2 separate regions of the Homo sapiens genome follow, and region 1 is linked to region 2. Evidence: read pairs that join two places in POLR2A ChIA-PET (ENCODE). Cell type or tissue: PC-9. All regions are shown on one strand. Links, peaks and the distances in the headings refer to the core of each region. The heading gives the core; the rest is flanking DNA.

Region 1 (7,591 bases), core at 2,139-4,638, 530 kb after region 2:
AAAAGGCAAAAGGGACACATCATAAAAGGTAAACCAAACCAAATTTCCATTCTTAAACTTACTTTTCTCATGAGATGTTTCACTGATGCGTTCTGTAAGATACTCCAACAAACCATCAAATATTTCCAGGAGATTCTTAATAGATTCTTTATCTCCTTTCACTATATTTTCTCCTGGAGACAGAATATAGAGCTATTAAAAAATTTAACCATGAAATCTGAAAGCTTCATAATCTTGAAACTTGGATATAACATTGTGAAAATGCTATTTAAGAATACAGGCGATACATACCAACTTACAGCTCCTTGGAGATTAAATAAAAAAAAGAATACAGGTGAAACAATTATAAATATTAAGAACAACAATTTCCTGCTGCCTGATTATATTTGAAGAAAAAAAGGGGGAAGCTTTAAATATGGCGTCTAATAATTCACTGGCATATTCCTTCCTTTTTTGGAGAAGCAAAATAATTGGACTTAAGAAAACATGTCTAGTAAGATTTATACCAAAATATATTGCAGCTAAACAGAACTTTACCAGATTGGTGGGAAAAAGTGGCAGGAGAGAACACTTTCAGATTGTGGTATCCTATTCTAAATGGTGGTTTGTTCAGAAGATTATAGCAGCAGAGTAACATCAAAACAACAAAAAAAAACAATAAACTTGTTGGGATACTTTCATCAGAAATTCCTGAATTCTCCACCATAACCCCCCATATTTGTTAACTCCTCATTTTGTATAGATCATACCATTTTTCTGATTAAAATCCTTTCCCTGGCTCCCTTTCTGAAATATAAGCCCTGCATATAAAACCTTTTTAAATCTCACTCCATCTTCAGCGTCTCCAGCTACATCTCTTACCATATCCACTTCATATTCATAACTTACACTCATAGATCATAGCACAGTCCCTAGCACAGTACCTACTCCGTAACAGATTTTTAATATAAATGATTAGGTTGAAATGTTGAATAGAAATGGGTTGGCAAAAAGCATGGAAACTTGACATATTTAATGTCACCTGAAATGGACTCCAAATCAACCTCAGGTATAGATAGTACTTAACCCTTGTGACACTCTGATTGTCCTTTGGGAGATCATGCCTGGCATTCTCATGAGTTCACACCAATATGGGAAAAGCAGTGTAGAAATTTGACATTTGGGAGAATCTAGCCATTCGTAACCTCAGCCATGATGCAAAACAAACCTAAACCAGAAATTTGACGTTTTATACTACTACTAGTAACGACAACGTTTGAGTTTTTTCGTTTAAAACAATGAACCAGAAATCTTGGTTTTGGACGTGTTTTTCCGGCTTAAAAATACCTAAGTATATCCCAAGAGCATCCTCAAAACTTTTCAGTTTCTAGGATGGGGAGTATACTGACAACCTAGCAACTAAGACTGCCAGCCAGAATGCAGTGCTTCATGCTGCAGGAGAAACTGTTTTACAATTTTTCATAGGGTGGGTGTAATCTGTCAAAGACAGCTCTGCATTAAAGAGTTTTACAAACATGTATGTTTATAACCCTGCTATAGTATGTTTAACAAGCACAAATACCAGAACTTGTCCTACTTGGGTGATAAAGCAATTACAAATTGCAAAAAAAAGAGGGAAACTATGGGAGTAGCCCTCAAATTATCTCCGAACTGATTTACCCATTCACTCACCTAGAACTGCATTAAAAAACTTAAGACAGAAGAGTATTTTATTCTCTTCGCAAAAATTTGTTCTTGTCAGTATCAAATTAAGAGATGTAAATCAGGACTTATCCTGATTAACATTTATCTCCTTTTACAACTATCAAAGAATAAATCAACAGTATAAATCCTCTTTTTGTGATTATAGTTTCACATTGTCAATATTCCCTCTATTCATAAGCTTGAAATAACTTACTGGAATAATCATTCATTTCTAAACATAAATGAAATACACATAATACAGTGATTTATAAATATATTTGGTATGCTTAGTTTTAGAATACAGTATAGTATACTTTATTTTGGAGATTTAATTACAGAAAAAAACTTCTGAATAGATAACATGGTTCAAAATTCAGCAAGTGCAAAAAGTATACACTGAAAGTTCTTGTCCCTTTGTCCTGCAACCCTGAGGTTCCCTTTGTTGGAAGCAATCAGTATTACGAGTTTCTTGTATATGCTTCTAGAGAGTTCTTCCGATTGCAAACAACTGCAAATACTTCTGCACACCTTTGTTTTTACAAACACTAGCATACTACTCTGCACATTACCATTATAATTGTACTACATTTTTCTCGCATCACATATGCTAGAGATTGTTCCCAACACGGAACATTGTGCACAAAGAGCATATTCAGTCATCTTTTACAGCCACAGAGCAGTCCACTGTATGCAGCTATCATGATTTATCTAACCAATCCCTACTAATGGACATTTAGGTGTTTCTAATTTTTAGCTATCACAAACAAGTAGCATTAGTATGCTTTAAAATAAAACAATACGGCCAGGTGTTGCGAGAAGTCAGGGACCCCAAACAGAGGGACCGGCTGAAGCCATGGCAGAAGAACGTGGATTGTGAAGATTTCATGGACATTTATTAGTTCCCCAAATTAATACTTTTATAACTTCTTATGCCTGTCTTTACTGCAATCTCTGAACATGAATTGTAAAGATTTCATGGACACTTATCACTTCCCCAATCAATACCCTTGTGATTTCCTAGGCCTGTCTTCACTTTAATCTCTTAATCCTGTCATCTTGTAAACCGAGGAGGATGTATGTAGCCTCAGGACCACGTGATAATTGCGTTAACTGCACAAAATTGTAGAGCATGTGTGTTTGAACAATATGAAATCTGGGCACCTTGAAAAAAAGAACAGGATAACAGCAATTGTTCAGGGAATAAGACAGATAACCTTAAACTCTGTCCGTTGGTGAGCCGGGCGGAACAGAGCCATATTTCTTTTCTTTCAAAAGCAAATGGGAGAAATATCGCTGAATTCTTTTTCTCAGCAAGGAACATCCCTGGGAAAGAGAATACACGCCTGGGGGCAGGTCTACAGACGGTCCCCCGGGCGTGGCCATCTTTTATGGTCTGTAGACTGTAGGGCTGAAATAGACCTCAGTCTCCCATATCGCTCCCAGGCTTATTAGGAAGAAGAAATTCCCGCCTAATAAATTTTGGTCAGACAGGTTGCTCTCAAAACCCTGTCTCCTGATAAGATGTTATCAATGACAATGGTGCCCAAAACTTCATTAGCAATTTTAATTTCACCCCAGTCAGGTGGTCCTGTGATCTCGCCCTGCCTCCATTTGCCTTGTGATATTCTATTACCTTGTGAAGTACTTGATGTCTGTGACCCACAACCTATTCGTATACTCCCTCCCCTTTTGAAAATCCCTAATAAAAACTTGCTGGTTTTTGCAGCTTGTGGGGCATCACGGAACCTACAGACATGTGATGTCTCCCCCAGACGCCCAGCTTTAAAATTTCTCTCTTTTGTACTCTGTCCCTTTATTTCTCAAACCTGCCGATGCTTAGATAAAATAGAAAAGAACCTACGTGACTATCGGGGCAGGTTCCCCGAAGGCCAGGCACAGTGGTCCAGGCCTGTAATCCCAGCAATTTCACGAGTGGAGCCAGGTGGATCAGCTGAGCCCAGGAGTTCCAGACCAGCCTGGGCAAATGGCGAAACTCTTGTCTTTACAAAAAATAGAAAAAATTAGCCAGGCATGGTGGTGCACACCTGTAGCCCCGGCTACCCGGGAGGCTGAGGTGAGAGGATCACCTGAGCTTGGGAGGTTGAGGCTGCAGTGAGCTGTGATTGCACCACTGCACTCCAGCCTGGGCAACAGAGACTCTGAATCAAAAAATAAAAATAAATAAAACAACATAACATAAAAACAAAAAACACACCTCAAATTACCAGCTAGGATATTTACGTTTCAGACCCAGATCAATTGCAAAATCAATGTTCAGCTCTCCTGGAAAAGTTCTCATGTATGGACCTGACCTCTATCAGTTGATTGTCTTAGCTCAATCTTACAATTTGGTCTACTCCATAAGCTCACTCATTTGGTTAAGTAAACAATGTCTACAGTTCTAACAATTATTTTTACTAAAATGCATAATTATGTGATAGTTATACATATACCAACCTGTTATGTGAGACAAGCTGACCTGCAAGTAGTCCAAGGCCAGTGAATCAATTACTGCTTGTACATTGTGTGCATCATCTTCTTGACTCCTAGGAATAACTATGAGGTCTGGGGGGGGAAAAAATCACATAATTTTGTATCCATGAGAGGCCAAGTTTTCATCTCATTGTCTCTGACTAGGCTACTGAATATGCTCAACTGCTATAAAGGCTCTGCCCAAACAGAACATGCTGTAAAGTACAGATAAAGTTAATAAACCCTGAACTCTACACAGCAGAATCTTTACTGGTTGAGTATTTATTGATTGAACCGATTTATCAATATTAGACTGGTTGAATACGGTTGAATATTTATTACACCATATATATATATATAGATATATAGATATACATGAATATGCTTTACAAGAAGCACCATGTTAAGGAAGATAAAGTGGTCCCTAAATTCAAAGACAGCTAATAGTCTAATAAGGGAGCCAAGACATGATACTTTAACCCATAACTATGGGCTACTTTCTACGAAGAAAAAAAAAACACAGCAGGCATTCAAGGAGCGTTCTTATATATACACATATGTATGTTTATTTATTATTTATTGAGACAGGGTCTCGCTCTATCGCCCAGGCTGGAATGCAGTGGCGTGATCTTGGCTCACTACAACCTCCACTTTCCCGGCTCAAGCAATTCTCTTGCCTCAGCCTCCCAAGTAGCTGGGTTTATAGGCGTGCACCACTATGCCTGGCTAATTTTTGTATTTTTAGCAGAGATGGCATTTTGCCATATTGGCCAGGCTGGTATTGAACTCCTGGCCTCAGGTGATCCACCTGCCTCAAGTGATGAGCCTCCCAAGGTAATGGGATTAGAGGTGTGAGCCACCGCGCCTGGCCCTTATATGTCCTTTTGAATAGCCAACTAGAATTATTGGTATAAAGATTTAAAAGGTCAGCACAGGCTGGACGTGGTGGCTCATGCCTGTAATCCTATCACTTTGGGAGGTAGACGGGAGGATCACTTAAGCTGAGTTGGTACCACCCTGGTCTTGAACATAGTGAGATGGTGAGCAAGATGAAAGGACATATGCGCTTATTAACTGTCTTGGTAAATGAGGTTCATCATCTACAAGCATCAATTCTTATCCCTAGCACTGGTTAAGTAACAGAATCCAATAAATTCCCAAGCTCCACTCAATTTTACAACCTTTGAAGGTACATTTACAGAAAAGATGCAACTTTCACAAGGCAGTAGCCATGATTAGGTTAAGCCGTGATTATCAGGAGCCCTCAAACTGATCTGCTCAAGGCCGTTATTATGAGTGGGTTCCACAGGGTATTCCTTAAGGAATACAATATTATAATTATACAATATGTGATATTAAATACAATTTAATATACAATATTTATTTTAATATTGTATATTAATATAGAATTTAATATGCAATATTAAAAAAAGAAACAAGCAAAGAGAAAATGAAATTTTATAAATATCAAAGAATCTAACTAAAGGACTAAAAACTTTTGGCCTAAGATATAGGCAAAATTACTCCTGCTTTTAGTATTCTTACCTGGTACCTTTTCTCCCAAAATAGACTGATAAAGAGCAATAAAAACATTAGCATCACAGTCTTGAAGTTCATGTATTCTCAGATGTATATGACACTTAAAAAGAAGGTTATTGGCAATGGTTACCCACTCTGTTGGGAAAAAGGGGGAAAGATCAGTCTTAAAAACCACCAGAAAAAAATCACACAGACATTTAAAAAATCCAACAACCTCCCCCCCAACAAAAACAGACACTGAACTTTGCAGAAGATAAGGAATTTGATTGTTAGAGAATTTCAAAGACCCTTTAGGCATGGTTTTTAAAAAGATGTATTTAATTTCTTGGGATGATTTCCAGAGTGCTGTAATTTCTACATAGTCAAAACTATACTGCAAATTCAATTGATACTGTTGCAGCCTAAAATCTTAAGTTACTTATATAAGCCTTACATGGGTGTTTTTAGTTAAAACATATTTACAAGTAAACAGGAATATTATGTCATAAACAACAGTTTAATGATAATCCGAGGTTACCAGAAACTCATTAATGGAGGCTGCTTCGCACTTGCAATAGTATTGGTCTTGTGTTTACCCAATTATCTTGTGCAAGTCAGGGTTTCTCTGGTGCCGGAAAAAGTGGTGATTAAACTTAGGCTGTTAAGAACTGGTATAATAACAACATCAACGGTAATGCATTTGTTAGTTTTTCTTTTTTATTATATCGATCTATATGAAAGAAAATATGGGAAGTACATGAAGCTCAGAATTATCAATACTGTTGACGTTTCCTGCGTACCACATTCTCCTCTCCCCTAGATATTGCTGGGATTTGCAAAGTTTAACGGTTTCTGTACCAAAAGTAACTTAGCTTAAAATACTTGTTCCTTGAAATGCCTGGGAATTGGTAGGAAAGCACTTTCAATCGGTATTAGAAACAAACATCTCCACTATGTTCTGGACACGTAACGTTCTGGAAACGAATGAGAGTGTATTTTCCATGCACATAATCCCCCTCCCCACGCCCATTTCTCACAGCTGGCCAAACCATGACAACTGGTTTGTACGCAGTCCTTGTGAAAAGGATGAAAGCGTCCTAGACAACCAAATTAATTCGCTCTTCAAAAGCGGTGCTAGACAAAGCCCATGACTCTAGAGGGCACTGAAGAGAAAAAAGCACAACTATTCTACAGGGGCATATTCTACTATTCTGCAGGGGCATAATAAATCTTAAGAATGCTGTTCCTTTAAAGACCAATACAAAAGCAGGTACGACCTCAGGGCCCATAGTGCAAGGGCGGAGGGCACACGGACAGCGGCTAGACGCCCCACAGAAAGACAAGTCCGGGGACGACCCTTCTGACCGCTCTTTTTACAGCCAGGACCCAAGTGTCCTACCGGCCTCGCCCCAGTGCCTCTCTCTCTCCCACAGCATACTGCTGTTCCACGGCCTCGAAGCGAAGAGGTGGTGAAGCTGAGAGACCCTATCCAGGGAACCCGCCAGCGCGACGCGGCGTCTGAAGGTCACGAGCCCCGCCGACAGCCCAGACCCAGTCCGGGCTAGCCCGAGGCCTCCCTGGAGGTGGACGGTTTCAGTCCACACATACTGGGACCCCAGGGAGACACTCACCAGCATCCGAGCCTGCCATGTTTCAGAGGCAGGTCGCCGCCGGACTCCGACGCGGCCGGGAAGGCGACGGTGTCCTGGAAGGACCGATCCACGCAGACCCGACACTGGGGCGCGGACGCACGAACCAAAGCGCGGGGAAGGAGGCGTGAAAGAAGGACGGACGTTAAAAGAGCTTCTCGCCGCTGATTGGTCATCAGAGGAGCACTTCCTTTCACAGGACGTGAAACGGGGGCGGTTTGGGAAGTTTAGAGACCATTCTCCGCCGACCAAAACCCGTCAAAGGATTA
Region 2 (5,996 bases), core at 956-3,455:
AATGTCATTTGAAAATAATAGAGTGTTATATAGATGGTTGGTGAAACTAACCAGTATTGATCCTTCTCATCACGATGACATTTGTAGCCAGAATTATTTGATTGTTTGGAGAATGTGTTCCTGAAATGCCTCAGATGTACCAGAGTGAGACAAGTCATTTATCTTCCTGCTGGAGGCATGGGGAGATAACCTCTGGCTCAGGTGCAGAGTGCTCACCACTCCCACTGAATGTGCTGCTTTCATCCCCTCTTCCTTCACCTTTGTCTCTGAGGTGCTCCCCACACCCCTTCCACGTGCACACACAGACGTACTCTTTCCCTTTCTGTCATTTCTCTGCCCTGTGACTTAGCAGAGGCGTTGAGAGTACTTAGTTAAAGAGGGTGTTAGAGCTTCATTTCCAAGGTAAAAAAATTCATATGTTCACAAAATACATATATATTTTTTTTTTTAGATTCCATGTTTTTTGTGAGATCTTAAAACTTCTGACTATTTTGTATAAAAACCAACTAAAAAGTCTAGAGAATATCTACTTTTTCTCATGGAGCAAAATTAGCAAATTTCAAATTTGCTCCCCTCAAAGAAGAAAGTATTGATTTTAGCATTTAAAAACAAAACTCTTCTATACCACCTCACTCTCCCCAAAAAACATAAAACAATGTCATTGGGTTCTTTGAGCCAAGGCAGCTATATTTAGCTTGTAAATAGGCCATTTCTTTTCTCTTTAAACTCTTTTGGAAAGGTTAAAGAAAAAGAGCTGGAATAATGAATAATTGGGGCAAGAGACTTTCACTTTCCTTTTCAACATCTTGGTTACTGTTTTCTTAGTCTCTTTTTAAAAAATTATTTTTCTGCTAAATAGGATGAATTGGCTCAGAAGTTATATAGAAAATCAGATATATCATCATGTGATTTTTATTTAAGCATCATGATGTGAAATGTGGTTGTATCTTTTCATTGATATTAAATAAAAGAAACATTTATGGAAGCTACTAGCAATGAGCAGCTGTCCCAGAATTTCCATGTTGCTAGAGAGTTGCTCACAAGTTATTGCCTGGCCAACTGCTACAGTAAGCCTAACACATGAGAGAATGTACGGGGGTATACTTTAGACAGATAAAGTTGCTATTCAACTAACGGGTTTTTAAAAACCTAAATTATTGGCTGGGCAGAGTGGCTCATGGCTGTAATCCCAGCACTTTGGGAGTCCAAGGCAGGCAGATCACAAGGTCAGGAAAGCGAGACCATCCTGGCGAAGATGGTGAAACCCGTCTCTACTAAAAATACAAAAATTAGCTGGGCGTGGTGGCGGGCACCTGTAATCCCAGCTACTTGGGAGGCTGAGGCTTGAACCAGGGAGTTGGAGGTTGCGGTGAGCCAAGGTCATGCCACGGCACTCCAGCCTGGTGACAGAGCAAGACTCCGTCTCAAAAAAAACAAAACCTAAATAATACTGTATGTTCACAAAGTTGCAAATACCATTTATCCTAATTGCAAATTTTAAAAAGAAAATGTGATTTATCCAATTCAGTTAAAAATATTATAATACAAATGATTTGCTATTTTTAACTGTTACCAGCTTGCCACATTTACTGTTAAACTATTTGCCACAGCTTCAAACATGGTAGGGACTTTAAACTGTTGCCATAAAGATAATATACATTTCAACTCTAGACTAGAACAAGGAGAATTATACTTGCTTCCATTTTTTCTGGACTTTTCCAATTATGGTATGTTATGATTAAATGTTGCAACCAATTTTAAAGTTGGTGTTTTGTTTAATAGTTTAGTAAGAGAACCAAGGTTCCCCTTGTTGTACAGTATTTTGCACAGTTGGCCTTACTGTGTCTTTTTTTTTTGAAAAAGTATTTTATTAAAAAGCTTCATTCTATAGAAATACTTTTTCTGGTAAGAATATGTTCATGTGATATTTGTATATGTAATTATATTTTATTCTATATGAAAAGTAACTAGCGAATGCAAAAAGTGATGAGGAGACAAGAAAGCCCTAGGTAGTGGATTACAGGAAATGTGTTATTCTGAAACAGGTCTGGTAACAGTTCACTGGTAGCTTTCAGCAGCCATGCAGTCACGTGTTACTGAACACCTATTAATGAGTCAGTTACCTTTTTGTGGGTTAGGTGTTTGCTAGTGAACCAAGTGAAAGTAATCTCTGCGTTGACGTTAGATGCTAGTCAGAGTAATCTACATGAAATATGCAAACAAATATGTAATTACACATGTGGTAAATGCTGCGAAGGAAGAGAAACAATGAGAGACCAAGAGGATGGTCTGAGGAGGCAACATTTAGGTTCAGATCCCATGGATGAGAAAGTCCTCCAGGAAAGGAGGGGGAAGAATGCTCCAGGCAGAATGAGCACCATGTGCAAAGTTGGAAAAAAACTTACTGCTGGTCAGAAAACGTGATCCAGGCCAGGGTGGAGGAGTGAGTGAGGGAGAACTGAGGTGGAAGAGGCAGGCAGCAGCCTGTGACTGCCAGGCCTTGTAGCCCATGTTGAGAAGTTTGGGGTTTCTCTGACTGCCTTGGGAAGCCACCAAAGGATTTTAAGCAAGATCACTCAGGCTGCTGTGTGGAAGTTAGAGGGGAGTGAGGGAGAGCCTTTGCACCAGATACTGTTCTTCGTCCTAACCAGTTCCAGAGTTTGGAGACTATTGCAGAGCAAGCAGCTTGTCGTCAGTTGGTGGCTGTAGAGATAAGAGAAGAAAATGGATTCAGGATATACTTTGTAGGGAAAATCATTGGGATCTGCTAGATTGGATGTGGGGTAGGGAAGAAAGGCATATATTAAGAGTGACTCAAGTTTCTGGCTTTATCAACTAGGTGGATATTGGTGCTATTTACTCAAATCACAGGATCATGGGAGAATGATATTTGAGGGGGATGATTAAGAGTTTAGTTTGGGCATACAGACAGTCCCTGGTTTACTGTGGTTTGACTTAACGATTTTTTTACTTTATGGTGGTGTAAATGCAATACACATTTAGTAGAAACTGTACTTCAGGTACCCATATAGCCGTTATGTTTTTCACTTTCAGTATGGTATTCAGTAAACGTTGTGAGATATTCAACACTTTATTATAAAATAAGCTTTGTGCTAGATGATTTTGCCCAACTATCAACTGATGTAAGTGTTCCAAGCATGTTTAAGGGAGGCTAGGCTAAGCTGTGATGCTTGGTGGGTTAGATGTATTAAATGTATTTTTGGGCGGGGCACGGTGGCTCACGCCTGTAATCCCAACACATTGGGAGGCCAAGGTGGGCGGATTGCTTGAACTCAAGAGCTCGAGACCAGCCTCGCCAACATGGTGAGAAACGCCCCCCCGCAACCCCGTCTCTACTAAAAATACAGAAAAATAGTTGGGTACGATGGTGTATGCCTGTGGTCCCAGCTACTCAGAGCTGAGGTGGGAGCATCCCTTGAGCCCAGGAGGTTGAGGCTGCAGTGAGCCGTGATTATGCCACTGTACTCAAGCCTGAGTGACAAAGCAAGACCCTGTCTCTAAAAATAAATGGTTTTTTTTTTTTTTTGAGATGGTGTCTTGCTCTGTTGCCCAGGCTAGAGTGCAGTGGTGCAATCTTGGCTCACTGCAACCTCCGCCTCCGAGCTTCAAGCGATTCTCCTACCTCAGCTTCCCAAGTAGCTGAGATTACAGGCACGTGCCACCAGGCCCGGTGAATTTTTGTATTTTTAGTAGAGACAGGGTTTCATCATATTGGCCAGGCTGGTCTCGAACTCCTGACCTTGTGATCTGTCTGCCTCGGCCTCCCAAAGTGCTGGGATTACAGGCATGAGCCACTGCACCCGGCCATAAATGTGTTTTTGACTTAACGATATTTTCATCTTAAGTGATGGGTTTGTTGAGGCATAACCCTGTTGGAAGTCAACGAGCTTAAGTACTAGGTTGAGATCTCTGTGAGATGTATGGGTGGAGATACCAGGTTGACAGCTTGATACATGAGTCTTGAATCCAGAACAGTTTGGGGCTAGAGATAGAAATTGAGGAGGTGTTTGTATCTAGGAGATATTTAATGTCTGTGAAATAATTACTGAGTATAATTTTTCTGATATGATTACTCGGGGAAAGGGTGTAAAAAGAAGAGATGAAGGCTCACGGTAGAGTCTTTTTGTCTTTTTTTTTTTTTTTTTTTTTTCCATTTTTGTAGAGGCTGGGTCTCTCTCCATGTTGCCTAGGCTGGTCTCGAACTCCTGGGCTCAAGCAGTCTGCCTCTCTCGGCCTCCCAATGTGTTGGGATTGCAGGTGTGAGCCACTGTGCTCAGTCTGACAGTAGAGTCTTGAGAAATCTCTACATCTTTTGAGAATGTTCAGAGGAGGAGATCCTAGCAGAAGTGGCCAGAAAGGTAGGAGAAATGTAGGCACATGTCACGTCATGGAAGCCAGGAAAGTGTTTCAAGAAGAAAAAAGTGGTCAGTGGTGTCCTGTGCCATTGAGAGGTCTAGGAAGAATTCTAGGAAGAATCGATGTTGGCACAGGAAAGTTGGATATGCTGACTATGGCAGCAGGTGCCCTGGTGAGGGAGAGGCCAGCCTAGAAGGGCTTAAGAGGAGAGAGAGGCGAGGAAGTGGAGAAGATTCAGTTGAAGTCAAGCTCACTGTTCTCTTTTCCCTTTTACAGTACTTTCAACCCTCTGGCTTAGTAAGTTGTGGTTTTTCTGACCTTTTTAAAGTTTGAGAGGACATTTTATTTATATTAACCAATTTATTTGAATTTCAGTCTCAGAAGTATTAAATATTAGTTCATAAGATTGTTAATCTGCTGGGTCAGGCAAATACAGAAGAGTTTTTCACTTTATTCTTGATTATTTTACTTATGATCATTTCCAATTTAGTTGGGGTAATAACCTGATCAGTTATATACATTGCACTCATTCATTCTTCAGCAAACATGTACTGAATACCTGCCCCTAGTATGTTCTTGGCCCAGACTAGGCCCTAGCAACCCAAGTGAACTGCCTGTCTGGCTGCCTTAATGGGGGCTCCCAATCTAGTGGGGAGCAAATGAAATGATCAGTGCGATCATTTACTGCACTAGCAGCTGTTCTGCCAAGAGTGTGCAGAATCACTCTTTATTAACCTAGAAATGACCTGAGAGAGCATGTAGTCGAGTTCTGGTCATTTTGTAAGTAAAGCATATGGCCACAGAGGTGAAGGACACATAGAGGCTAAGGTCACAGCTAGTTTTATTTATTTATATATTTATTTATTTGGGACATAGTCTCACTCTTTCACCCAGGCTGGAGTGCAGTGGCACGATGTAGGCTCACTCCAACCTCTGTCTTGCAGATTCAAGCGATTCTTATGCCTCACCTTCCTGAGTAGCTGGGACTACAGGCACGCACCACAACACCCACCTAATTTTTGTAGTTTTAATAGAGACAGGGTTTTGCCATGTTGGCCAGGCTGATCTCAAACTCCTGGCCTCAAGCAATTCACCCACCTTGGTCTCCCAAAGTGCTGGGATTACAGGCGTGAGCCACCGTGCCTGGCCCAGCTAGTTTTAGTGATAGAGCCAAGATTCAGACTCCGGGTTGTAGGATTCCAAAGCCCGAGGCTGATACTCAGCTGCCTTGCTTTATTGCTTCCTTAGTAACAAAATTGACCAAATCGGGACTTGGAAACAGGAGCTGATGTGCCAGCATACATTTTGAGCTAATTTTCACATTCATCAGCTTTTGAAAATATTTACAGGTTGGCTTGCTTTGCTGCCTGACTGTGAAGGATGGGAAAGTATTTAGTGCTCCTTATAGGCTGTGTGGAAATTTTCTTCTGGAGAGAGTTTGGTTGGGATAATGATTGAGCTCTAAACTGGGAATAAAGTCATCTGGGTTTTCCTTTCACCTGTTTTGTGATCATAGGCGTAGAATTACCTTATTAATTAGTGTTGATTATTGTGTAATATTTGAGTTATAGGGTATTTTTTAGCACATCATCACAGCAGAATTTTCCACCTGGAGTGCG

What was found. ChIA-PET counts read pairs that join two places held together with the same protein. Peaks named below come from ENCODE experiments on the same cell type or tissue, not always from the same donor. Only the 100,000 strongest peaks of a DNase experiment are listed, where the experiment ranks them.
Region 1: POLR2A ChIA-PET joins it to region 2 with 5 read pairs; 7 of 35 experiments call an interaction of 5 or more read pairs at or near these places.

Annotation. Positions count from the first base shown.
Region 1 is chr17:64,506,830-64,514,420 of GRCh38, reverse strand. CEP95 (centrosomal protein 95) reads right to left here and starts at 7,444. Exons shown (of 20, transcript NM_138363.3): 1 at 7,305-7,444; 2 at 5,701-5,829; 3 at 4,141-4,248; 4 at 63-173. The coding sequence starts at 7,323. It also overlaps a transcript of DDX5 not described here. RefSeq lists enhancers at 6,832-6,941, 6,654-7,270, 7,252-7,341, 7,542-7,591. In PC-9, for the core only: no CTCF peak of the experiment used is centred there; no DNase peak of the experiment used is centred there.
Region 2 is chr17:65,035,954-65,041,949 of GRCh38, reverse strand. All of the region lies in intron 2 of GNA13 (G protein subunit alpha 13), which reads left to right. Among named protein-coding and RNA genes, the nearest start is that of GNA13, 18 kb to the left of the region's middle. In PC-9, for the core only: no CTCF peak of the experiment used is centred there; a DNase peak (open chromatin) is centred at 2,119; H3K27ac peaks cover 1,717 bases.